Linked DNA regions of Homo sapiens: region 2 is linked to region 1. A link is a contact called in ENCODE Hi-C or POLR2A ChIA-PET data. All regions are on one chromosome and are shown on one strand. Each heading gives the region's core, a stretch centred on a gene start or an enhancer-like site at or near the end of the contact. The rest is flanking DNA. Distances are from core to core; before and after follow the strand shown. Region 1 has its middle 62 kb from the start of CD2. Region 2 holds the start of IGSF3 (immunoglobulin superfamily member 3).

Evidence for each region. Hi-C counts contacts between places; a loop is a spot of excess contacts on that map. ChIA-PET counts read pairs that join two places held with the same protein, here RNA polymerase II (POLR2A). Pooled maps may share reads with other maps.
Region 2: a pooled map shows a loop between it and region 1 (3-fold over the local background). The contact joins the promoter of IGSF3 here to the enhancer-like site in region 1. A Hi-C loop is called at or near these places in 8 of 50 pooled maps. POLR2A ChIA-PET finds 5 or more read pairs at or near these places in 2 of 52 experiments (activated CD4-positive, alpha-beta T cell and naive thymus-derived CD4-positive, alpha-beta T cell).

The regions. Positions count from the first base shown.
Region 1 is chr1:116,812,968-116,818,962 of GRCh38, forward strand. No RefSeq gene overlaps it. Among named protein-coding and RNA genes, the nearest start is that of CD2, 62 kb to the left of the region's middle. RefSeq lists an enhancer at 4,680-4,974. Within about 2 kb of position 3,629, at least 3 of the 41 ENCODE cell types and tissues checked have a DNase peak (open chromatin) inside an H3K27ac peak, as active enhancers do.
Region 2 is chr1:116,666,483-116,672,986 of GRCh38, forward strand. IGSF3 (immunoglobulin superfamily member 3) reads right to left here and starts at 1,251. Exons shown (of 11, transcript NM_001007237.3): 1 at 1,136-1,251; 2 at 1-474. It overlaps MIR320B1 (microRNA 320b-1), which reads left to right and starts at 5,264; the gene lies at 5,264-5,335. RefSeq lists a silencer at 1,096-1,485.

The sequences.
Region 1 (5,995 bases), core at 2,379-4,878:
CTTGTTAGCCTATAGGATTTCTGATTTTAGGATCTTCTCTTTTTCCAACTATAAAATTTCACAATGATGTGCCTTGGTGTTATAGTTCTGGGAACTCAGAAAGTCCTTTTCAATTGGGAGACTCAGATCTTTCAGGTCAAGATTTTCTTGTATTACTTTCTTGAAAAATTTATTATTCCATTTTATCTGTTAACTTTTTCTAAAATGCCTACTAGTATAATGTTTTACTTCTTGCATTGATTCTCTAAGTTTTGCATTTTTTCTGCTTTTTTTCATATCTTGATCTTTTTGGTTACTTTCTGAAGATTTCTTCAACATTTTCCAATATTCTGCTGAATTTTTATTTCATGATATTTTTACATTTCCCATAGTATTTTTTAATTTTTTGAATGTTTATTTTATATTTTTCTGGTTTCGTCTTACGGATGTAACATCTTCTGACGTCTCACATGATACTAAGCCCAGGGTATTCACCCTGCTCCACTTCTCTGTTACTAAAATTTTGTTACTAAAATTGTCTTTCATGGCGAACACTTTCCTCAGATCCCTTGTGATTCTTAGTTATCCATTTACATTTATCAACAAGGAACTAAAGAGCTGATTGTGTGCACAGGTGGAGCTTGCTATCCAATGGGCTTCACTGCAGTGCTATAAGGTAGGAGCCTGGCCATTTTGCTGGGGAGCCTCAAAGTGTCAGGTCTTTTCTCTTGGTTTCTCCATAGAGGAATCCTTCTGCCTGGGAGATATAATTCTGGAAGCGAATGTTCTGCGAATTGAGAAAGGAAGGAGACTGGATGTCACCTTTAAATATAAACTTTTTCACTCGGTCCCCATTTTCAAACCTTTGTACTATATCAAACACATTCTATTAACAAAGCCCAACATTGAACCAATCAGCAAGGGAAAAATCCTCACAGGATCCAGCTCCAGTATAAACAGATAACTGGCACATTCACCCTTCCTTGGCCTGTTATCTCTGAGTTTGGAGTCTCTTTGTCAATTTCTTAAGCATAAGTTTTTGTTTCCTAGTGGGGTGAAGGAAGGGACCTGGGGTCTGTTTGCTGCTTACACGGACTGTGAATCGATGCTCCTCTTTTTATCTCCACCTCTTATCCCTAAGTTTCTGGTGCCTCTAATCTGTGAGTCTCTATGAGGCTCACTTGAGCAAATTGGCTTCCCATTATAGCTTCCCCTATTGCACATGGAGTTTCCTCCATGCTGCTATATCATTCAGCATTTGTCTACCCGCTTTAAGACTTCCAAGCTTTTGTTGACATCCTTTTTCTAGGGTCATCTTTTCTCATGTTTTCTTTGTTCTTGTGGATTTATGACTTTTACAAAAATTGTCATTTTATTGGAGTTCCAGATGGGATAAAGATAACTATTCCTTAAATTCCCCATGTTTAACCTACCAATCTTTTACTGAAAGTTTAAGTATTTATTCATAAATTAAAGAAAACTAGTTCGATTAAGCCGTGATTAATAACAAATCATTTTTAGTTTGGAAGGTATTTAATTTACTTCCATGGGTACAGACTTCTTCAAATCTTACTCTATAACTATCAAAGATTGGTCCAAGAAACACAAGCATCAAAATCAACTTATGGTATTTGTTGAAAATGCAAAAACATGAGCTTACCCTAGACTGTATGCATCAGAGTCTTTGGGGATTGGGCTAAGTACTCTGCATCTTAAACACATTTCTCAGATGATTAACAACTCTGAAGTCTAAGAACCACTGTTCCATTTTGTACTATTAATAAGTGATAGAATCTTTTGATTTGGCATTTTGGTGAAAAAGTACATTTTATTAGGAAAAGAACCCCCAAAAATGACTCTCAAATAATAATGTCTTATTTGTAGTTTTTTATCCATATCTTGTTAAGTCTCGCTTATTGGCCAAAACCACTATAAAAGAAAGCATCATCAGTCATCTGTTGTTTTGCTACCTGAAACTTAAGGAAAGAGTCTCAGAATTCCAGCTCCACAGATTCAGACACATGAAAATGACAACAAACGTCACTGCCTCCATTAGACTGGGGGTGAAAATGAATGCATGTTCCAAGGCCTTGATGAACTAAACTAATTATGCAAAGTGAAACCCTCCATTAGTCTTTTGTTCCAGTCCTAGTCTCTAGCTGACTGTAAAGTGGGAAATCAACCTTTATGGGTTCCAGGAAGGCCTGAAAAAGGTAACAGCAACCTTCCCCCCTCACCCTCCAGGCCTTGGCCACACAGCGACAGGTTTTGTTTTGTGGCAAAATATTTTGTACTCAAGATTATTACTTTTTCTTTTAAAATAGTAACATTAATGTTCTTTCTGCTTATAAAATTAATACATACTGACTGATGAAAAATTAGAAAACTGAGAAAAAAATGAGAAGAAAATAAAATTTACCCAAATCCCAGAGATAGCCAGTGTTAACATGGTAGTACATTCCCTTCTAGTTCTATTTCTGCACATCCGTGTTTTAACACAGTTAAGGACTTTGAAGCAGTTGTATACCCTGCTTTTTTTCTACTTCTCATTTTGTAAGCCTGTCTCCACATAAAGTTCTTCGTACACATATTTAAAGGTGTATAGCTACCCATTCATTTGGCCACTCCCCAACTGCTGGATATTTAAGTTGTTTCCAACTTTTTGCTGTTACAAATAACATGATATTCAGCTTTTTATATAAGTTTTGGCCCACATTTCTAGTTTTTTCCTAAGGATGCATTCCTGGAGGCTATGAATATTTTAAGGCTCTTGATAGAAGCTGTTACACTATTTTTCAGAAAAGTTCTTTCAAGACACTCTTTTCTACTAGCAACAAATGAGAGTGTTCCTCTCATTACAGTTTCAACAGCTCTAGATATTATAAATTTTTTATCAAAATAACATAGATTATTTTAAAAATCAGTATTCTCAAAAGACATAATAAAAGACACCAGTCCCCTGGCCTACCGTGCTCTGCCCTCCTGTTCACAGCCCAGATGCCACTACTCTTAATGTTTTTAGATTATTTTAGGTATTTACAATAATATGTTTATTTCATAATTTCAAAATTTTAGACATTATCTATTCATTTACTGCTGCAAAAGATTAGGACTTAGCTAATTTACATCAACTCCACACTTCCTCACTCTTTTCTTCTCACATCCTCCCAATAAACTTATATCGCTGTGTTTAAGCAAAGCAATAATAAATCTACAATTATTAAGTAATATAACAATAATATCTTGTTATAATTACCATTAATATATTTGTTATGTTATAATTAACAAAATAATAATTGTTGTAACTGCACAAATATTATTCAACACGTTGTATATTAATATTATGCATTGACTTCTCTGTCTCTTTTTCTTTAGGCTGGCATTTTTAATTGTGCTTTTCTTCTTGCATTGTTCTCCTTATAGTTCACATTTGGCACCATTACATCAAGTATTCTTTTAAGTCTCCCATTTTCCTAAAGATCTTCCTGCCAAAGTTCTTCATACTCATGTTTTAAGATGGACCAGGAATCAAATTATTATCTAAACAGAATTCTAATTAATCTAATTTTTAATTCTCTGACTCTGCCTTTTGGTGCCGGAAGTTTCTGAGCCTTGAGGTGCTGCGGGCCAGCCAGCTGTCATCCTGTCTGCACCCTACGGTGGCTCTGTGGGCACATCAAGCTGTGGTTTCTTCCAGCCTACTCTTTCAAACACCAGTTTGCAAGAATTCTGTTGAAATTTCTCACTCTCAGATAGCCCATATCCCAGTGATTCTCAACTCATGGTGAATTTGTCCCCCAGGGAACATCTGGCATACTGCAGATAATTTTCGGTTACCACAACTGAGTTGGGGTTGCTACTGGTGTCTAGTGGGTAAAGCCCAGTGATGCTGCTAAGCGTCCTGCGATACACAAGACAGCCTTCAACAACAAATAATTATTTATCATTTCAGTAGCTTCTCAGGATAAAGAAGAGGTTAACATGTATATTCAAATTGACATCTTTTTTTTGAGACGGAGTCTCGCCCTGTTGCCCAGGCTGGAGTGCAATGGCGAGATCTCAGCTCACTGCAACCTCCTCCTCCCAGGTTCAAGCGATTCTCCCGCCTCAGCTTCCCGAGTAGCTGGGATTACAGGCGCCCGCCACCACGCCCGGCTAATTTCTTTTTTTTTTTTTTTCTTTAGTAGAGACGGGGTTTCACCATGCTGGCCAGGCTGGTCTCAAACTCCCAACCTCAGGCGGATCCGCCTCGGCCTCCCAAAGTGCTGGGATTACAGGCGTGAGCCACCGTGCCCGGCCTCAAATTGACATCTTTATATCATTCAAGTTCTTGGAGATTGTTTCTTCAGTCATAAAATGAGATTGGTCCTTACTACTATTAGGACTAAATAAGATGATGTACAAACAGGATCCAAAGCATAAAATTTTTTCGAAACTAGTCAGAAGTTATTATTTTTAAAAATGTTTTGATAGTTTGGCAGATTAAAAATGCTACCTTGTTTAAATTTACATTTTTTGTACTGGTGAGGCTGAAATACTTTCATGTGTTTATTTTGCAATCTGCATTCATTCTGCTGTGATTTGCCCAAGTCTTTTGTTAACATTGATTGACAATAATATGTTTATTATTACCCACAGGCTCTGGCCCTGCCAGCATGTGACTGCAAAATACAGTCACATTTACTTTAATATTGAAATCACTCTGAATCACTACATCACAAATTAATAAGAAATTTGCTGTTTACCTAGGGTTTCTCTTCCCAAGTGACTGTGATTCCCCTGAGTTAAATGGCTGTCCTCGTCACTTGCTGCCCCCTGCTGGGAGAGCAGAAACTCACTCAACACTAGAGGGGCTGCACTCCATGGCTATCTGGGGACCTCCCCACACTTTCTTGGGATGGCCCCACCTGCTGGTCTCCTAGGCTTCCCACTCCACCATTTCACACCTGGTGGTGGTGATTAGACAACCACGTCAAAGCTCTGCAGGGCTGCAGAGATGGAGCCCAGCTGGACACCTTTCTCTAACTCTCCTAGTACTCTCTTGTTTTCACTGCCAGCTGCAAGAATTGACCAGATCTCCCAGATGAAGATGAATCCTCCAAGATATAATAAAGACCTCAGTATTCAAGTCATCTAGGAATGTCCCATATTGAAAATGCCAAAATCCCAAGTGATTCAGCTCTTTAGTGATATATGTGTGATTAGTAGTTTTATATATAACATTTGTTGAGCATTTATTATGTGCTACATATAGCACTCAGTACTTTACATCAATTGTTTCATATTTATTCCTCATTTAAATATTAGGAGTTATGCATATTATTATTATATGTCCTCTTCATAGATGAGACTTAGACAGAAGTAGGCAACATGCCAAAAGACACACCACCACAAATCCAATTTAGGACTGTCAGTCCTCAACACCTACATTTTACACAGTTAAGGGGCTATTTTTTTCTATTTGCATATACTGTACTCATTTCCTCTAAGACCTACTTGGATGGAGTAGGTTGCTTCTGGGTCCAGACTCTCTCCTTTTGAAGGTACCATAGTTAACTCCTTCACTCTGATCTCAATCAGAGCCACCCCAGTCCATCAACACACATTTATGTTCTTAAACTTCAAAGTGGGGCAAGTGGCGGGAGAAGTCAAGATCCTAATTCTCTTTTCCCAAAAGAAGATCCTCCTTTACTTAATAAATCCCATAACTACATAAGTTAATGATGCAAAGACAGAAGGGAGGCCCAAGTGCCCACGGATACGTTGGGAAAAAAATGGCATTTAACTCTTCCCAGTGGTGTCTAAGCTCAGTTCTTACTAAGCCAGTCATGTCTTATTACATAAGGTCACTGCTATTTTGTGTGTTCCTTTATAAAATTATTATTTTGTTTTTTTGCCAAGGGATTATGGTTTCCAAATGCTGCAAAATAGTGACTTTTTACCATTTTAGGTTATCTCGGCATCCATTTTGAATACAAGTTTAACTGTCTCATACCAAAATCAAAATCAGGTCTCA
Region 2 (6,504 bases), core at 1-2,500, 150 kb before region 1:
GAGGGAGTTGGGGGGAAGGGGAGGAGTGGAGGCAAGTGTGAAAACTCCCCTATGCTACAGGAAGGGTCCACAACAATTCGGAAGTCGCTCCCGGCTCCTGCCACATCGTGTGCCTTGCAGTTTCCACTGAAATTGCAGACTGTAGTGGATTAATCCTCCAGAAGCACGGAAAAAAGGGTCTGAGAAAATCCTTTCATCCACTGATTATACAGAAATGTCCTTGGCTTCTCAGTGAAGGTGTCTGTGATCTCCCTCATTCGGATTCCCCAGAGAGAACAGGGCAGGTTTCGTCAAAACCTTTGACGGCCAAATCACCCTGCCTGGCATCAACCGTTTGGGTTTCTTCACCAAAAAGTCCGTTTCCATCCATGGTGGTAGGTCACGGAGGCGCCACCTGCCCCACGCCTGCCTAGGGCACACGAAGCAAGTTGGCGTTCGGCAGCCCTGAAGCGGTACCCCAGCGCGAGCAGATTTCTAAAACAAACACAACAGAGATTTTTATCAAAGGCAAAGCTGCAAAACCCACTGGGGCTGAGCGCTGAGCTGGTCCGGACACCTGGGTCCGGTTCCTGGACCAGGACAGTCAACCTCTGCATTCTGACCTTGGGCAAGTCTCTGTCTTTCCCTCCGCCTCAGTTTCCCTGCCCAGAGCAGGGCAACAGTGGGAAGCCCGATTGTTCCTGAAATACTTCCACCAAATGCTTCACTCCTGGGAATTCCCGTCACCTCCTACCGAGCCCGGGCGCCGCAGGTAGCCCCACCCTCCGCCAGGGCAAATCGGGAAGGGGCTCCGCGGTGGGGCCGCGACTCCCGGCCCCCGCCCCAACCGTGGGAGCTCTGCGCGCGACGCGTCCCAGGTGGCCCCGCTATTGTTTTACCTTGCAGGGTGTTTATATCTCGCTGATTGGAAAGAAAAGAAACCGGGGAAGAAGGGAGTCCGGAGCTCCGCTTTCAGCTGCCGGAGCGCGCTCGCAGCGCGCCCGCCCAGCCAGGGGAGGGGTCTCGGGCCCGACCCGGAGCTCAGCCGGCGCGGGCCCGCTCCCCACTCCCCGCTCCCCGCTCCCCGCTCCACGCCTCCCCGCCTCCCTCCCCGGGGCCCCCTCCGGGCGCCGCCCGCGCCCCCGCCGAGCCTGACCTCGCCCCTGGCCCTCTCCCTCCGCGCGCGTCGGACCGTCCTTCAGTCCATCCAGGCGCACGCCTCAGGGGACGCGCCGCTTCCTCTTCTCCCGCAACGGCACCAGCAGCCGCGCTGCGGCCCCTCCCGAGTCCCCGCCCCTCCAGCTCCAGCCCGGCCCGCCGCACTCGGCGAGGCGAGCGCGGGGCCAGGGCGGCGGCCTCGAAGAGAGGCCCGGCCCCGCCCCCGGCCCCGCCCCTGGAGACGCGAGTCCCGGCCCCGGGCCTGGCGGGGGCATGAGGGTGGCCCGGGGCACCGGAGGACCTGGGCAGGGCTGGCGTGTGGGCCGAGCAGCCCGGCAAGTTAATCAGGGCTTCACACCCAGACTCCGGGGCCGCCGGCGAGATGTACAGGCCCTTCCCAAAGCCCAGCTGGCCACCCATAACCTGGGAAGCCGGCGGCACAGAAGCTCGTCCTTCCTCCTGGAAACAAAAACAAAGCCCTTTGGAGACTTGAATCTGTTCACGAAGTGGAACCCCATATTGCACTTCACTCTTGGATAGAATTTGGACTCTGGAAACAGCCTGGGTTCTAACGCCGGTTCCTCCACTTCCTCGCTGTGGCCCTTGGCAAGTTACTTAACCTCTCTGTGCCTCAATTTCCCCATCTGCTATGTGGAGGAAATAACCCTTACTTAAGAGGGTTATGGGAGAAATCTGTGACATACTTGTAAAGCATTTAGAATGGTGCCTGATACATCACAAGTGGTCAGTAAATATAAGCTATTATTATTTTATGACCAACCGCCCTGTAAAGCAAGTGCTTTTTCGTTTTCTCACTACTTACCCAACACACACAACTTGCTGGGTAGACACCGTCACGAGGCGACCAAAGCAGAATAGACCGCCCTGCCCTCATGCAACTTGCAGTCTAGTGGGGACACAGACCATAAAATAGACATGACAAGAAAAGTACAGTGTTGAGGAAGCAAATGCAGAGACCCCAACCCTGTGTTATTGGGGGAGGGGCAAGGAGGAGGGAGCTTTGGTCGGGGTAGGTCCCAGGCTTCTCAGAGGAAAGGAAAACTCGGTTGAATGCCAAAGAACAGAAGGCAGCAGCAGAGGAAGAGACAGAGGGGAGGTAAGGAATCGCAGACTGAAGAAACAGCACCTCTGCAGGCCCAGAAAGGAGCCCAGTTAGAGGACCAGGACAGTCTGCTGGGCCCAAACTTGACTGTAGGAGAGAAGTGACAAGAAATGAGCTGAGAAGAAATCGAGTGCCAGAACCTAGAGGGCATTGTATGGTGTGTTAAGGGGTTGGGACCATTGGGAAGCCACTGAAGGTGTTGAGTAAGGGACTATGGTTATCAGATATACGTTTTATTTTTCATTTTATTTTAAGAGACAGGTTCTCACTCTGTGACCCAGGCTGGAATGCAGTGGTGTAATCTTGTCTCACTGCAACCTCCACCTCCCGGGTTCAAGTGATTCTCCTGCCTCAGCCTCCTGAGTCACTGGGACTACAGGCGTGCACCACCACACCCGGATAATTTTTGTACTTTTAGTAGAGACAGTGTTTCACCATGTTGGGCAGCCTGGTGTTGAACTCCTGACCTGGTGATCTGCCCGCCTCAGCCTCCCAAAGTGCAGAGATTACAGGCATGAGCTACTGTGCCCAACCAGGAATCTTTCCTTGTGTGTTAATTATTACCTCTTTCCCAGAGACACCCGTGACTCTGGCAGCTCTCAGTTCCCATTTGCTAGACTCCTTCATTTATTTATTGAGCACCTACTACGTGTTAAGAAAAGTCTCTGCTCTCATGAAGCTTACATTCTGGTGGGAAACACAGACAATGAAACAAGTATATAATATAATGTAACGTGTTCTGAAGAAAAGTGGAGTATAGAAATGTGTGGGCGGGCACAGTGGCTCATGCCTATAATCCCAGCACCTTGGGAGGCCAAGGCAGGGGGATCACTTGATGTCAGGAGTTCGAGACCAGCCTGGCCAACATGGCGAAACCCTGTCTCTACAAAAAATACAAAAATTAGCCAGCCGTGGTGGTGCACACTTGTGGTCCCAGCTACTTGGGAGGCTGAGGCATGAGAATCGCTTGAACCTGGGAGGCAGAGGTTGCAACGAGCTGAGATCACACCACTGCAGTCCAGCCTGGGCAACAGAGCGAGAGTATCTCCAAAACAAACAAACAAACAAATAAAAAACAGAAAGGAAAAGAAATAGTGTGTATGTTTGGGGGTTCCAGTGGGAAGAAGGACTCTTTGCTAGGTGAGGTGGTCAGAAAAGACCCCTCAGAGGAAGTGACATTTGAGCGAGACCTGATTACAGGGAGTGTGTGAGCGCTGGAGATTTCTGGAGTAAGAAGATTCCAAGTGCAGGGAACAGCAAGTGCAAAGCCCCATAACATGTTCAGAAAATTAAAGGTGTGTTAGTGTGTCTGAAATGGCATAAAACAGAAGGAGAAGGAGGAATGTGATCAGAGAGGTCAAAGAGGCCAAATCTAGTAGGACCTTCTAACCTGAGGAGCTTGGCTCACTCTGGCTGCTGGGTAAGAATAGAGCATCAGATGGTAGGGGTGGACAAGGGACACTGGATGGGAGGTTCTTTCCATTGCGCAGGTGAGAGATGATCACAGCTTAAACTAGGGTGGTGCTGATGCAGGTTGTGGAAATGGGTGGAGTCTGAAAGCATTTAGAAAGCAGAGTCAATGAAATTCTCTGAAGAACTGAATATGGAGGGGGAGAGAAAGAGAAGAGTCAAGGAATCTTCCAGAAGGGGCATCTCAGCCTGCTTTGGAACTCTCTGACCCCCACCAAGGTGTACCCCCATCAAGGTGCAAGACTGTACTTTCTGAGGCCTCTGCCTAGGCCTTCATCCTTGAACCCCTATACTCAATTATCCCTTCTCTATTACTCGTTCTTTCAATCTCAACCTGCCCCTCTTCATACTACTTGGCCCCTTGCATCCTTCTGGATGATCTTTCAACCCTTGACTTCCATCACCACCCAGATGTGTTATGGCTGATTCCCAGCATGGCATTCTTTCTAATTTCCACATCTACGATATGCAAAGAACTGTGCAAAGTGTTGGATGGGGAGACAAAAGTATAATTTAAAAGAATGCCTCTGCCCTCCAGACATAGAAACGATTAAATGAGTCCTGAACAGTGATGTGATGGTGGCCCCTTCAGGAGTTCATCAGCAGGCAGAGAAGTGAATTGGAGGCTGGGTACAGTGGCTCACCCCTATAATCCCAGCACTTTGGGTAGCTGAGGTGGGCAGATCACCTGAGATTGGGAGTTCAAGACCAGCCTGACCAACATAGAGAAACCCTGTCTGTACTAAAAATACAAAAAATTAGCCGGCCATGGTGGTGCATGCCTGTAATCCCAGCTACTCAGGAGGCTGAGGCAGGAGAGTCTCTTGAACCCGGGAGGAAGAGGTTGCAGTGAGCCAAGATCGTGCCATTGCACTCCAGCCTGGGCAACAAGCTCCAGCCTGGGCAACAAGAGCGAAACTCTGTCAGAAAGAAAGACAGAGAGAAAGAAAGGAAGGAAGGAAGGGAGGGAGGGAGAGAAGGAAGGAAGGAAGGAAGGAAGGAAGGAAGGAAGGAAGGAAGGAAGGAAGGAAGGAGAAAGAAAGAAAAGAAAGAAAGAGAGAGAGAAAGAAAGAAAGAAAGAGAGAGAGAGAGAGAGAAAGAGAGAGTCCTAAGGGAAGGAGAGATGTCAAAGGAGAGGAGTGCACCGAAGTCCCCAGTCAGCAATGTCTGGTGCCCGGGCTGAACATTCCAGCTTGCTTCAAAACATTCTGCATTTGAATTTTGAAACCTCTACTGCACCGGCCTGGAATCAGTTGTTTATTTTGGACATTTTGGAAGACTCCTTGATCTTGTCCATCAGGGAGTTAAATGCAGAAGCCTGCAGAAGCCGAGCTGAAGCACAGTGCCAGGGAGTACTGGGGCCTGTGCACCCAGAGCACAGCCTGAAAGAGCACGCACAGCTTCAGCAAAGTGTTGCTGCTGGGAAGGAAGGTGTGGTGTTGCCTGATTTTCCTACTTTTTAAGAGAATCAGGAAATCCACATTAAAAAAAAATTATTCTTAATTTTGCTCATTGGAAACTAGTGTTTCAAAAATAAATTAATCCCTCTCTTTCTAGTTCTTCCTAGAGTGAGGAAAAGCTGGGTTGAGAGGGCAAACAAATTAACTAATTAATTAACTAATTAAACACTTTGGGGGGGCCAACACAAAATTTTTTCGTGGATAAGATATGGCCAAGTGGTTATATCAGTTTGAGGTTTCTAGACCTACCAATAGCTATAACCAAAAGGCTAATATAAAACCACAAATGGCATAGAGTTACATGTTTTAAGGGGAAAAAAATGAAGGGTGTTAGCCAAGTTATCCTTCATCACTTGAAAGAAGATTGAAGCCAAGGCATTTTGTCTAAGGATAGGCTGATACTGTGTACTCACAAGCAACTGATGTTAATTGTACTTAATGTACTTCAAAATGCCAAATGAAAAGAGCAAACCTCCCTACCTCACAAAACAGCCAAGTTGGAGCTAAAAGTGTCCCACTCAACAATTCTCCCGAGAGCCAGCTTTCTTCTGGGTGATTACCCTCCTACACAGGCAAGGATCCCCAGAGCCGAAGACTAGGAATAATTTACACAGGACACCATCTGTCTTTTTTTTTTTTTTTTTTGAGACGGAGTCTCACTCTGTCACCCAGACTGGAGTCCAGTGGTGCAATCTCGGCTCACTGCAATCTCCACCTCCCGGGTTCAAGTGATTCTCCTGCCTCAGCCTCCTGAATAGCTGGGATTACAGGCACTCACCACCATGCCTGGCTAATTTTTTTTTGTATTTTTAGTAGAGATGGGGTTTCACCGTGTTGGTCAGGCTGGTCTCGAACTCCTGACCTCAGGTGATCCACCCACCTCGGCCTCCCAAAGTGCTGGGATTACAGGTGTGAGCCACAGCGCCCAGCCCCCACCATCTGTCTTTAAAAAAAGAGAGAGAGAGAGAGAGAGAGAATTGACTATGATATCTTGAGATCAGGGTAGCCAGTGGGTAGTCCCCAAAGGCTTTATCCACAGGTGGGTGTTCAGAACCTGAGATGCGCCATCTAGCGTTAGAGAAGGGTCTGGATTTGCGCCCCCGCCCCCGATGGAGCTTCGAAGATGACTTTATCCCACAGGGGGAAATAAGATTGTATTCAGCTAACGTTCTTCTTTCCTCACAAAACCCCTGTGCTGTGTTAGCTTATTTTCTTGGATGACGGCGAAGAGCGAATCTGAAGAAGAACGCCTGGGCTTGTGTCCCAGATCTGCACTTATTGACACCTAACTCCCCAGTCAAGTTACTTAACCTC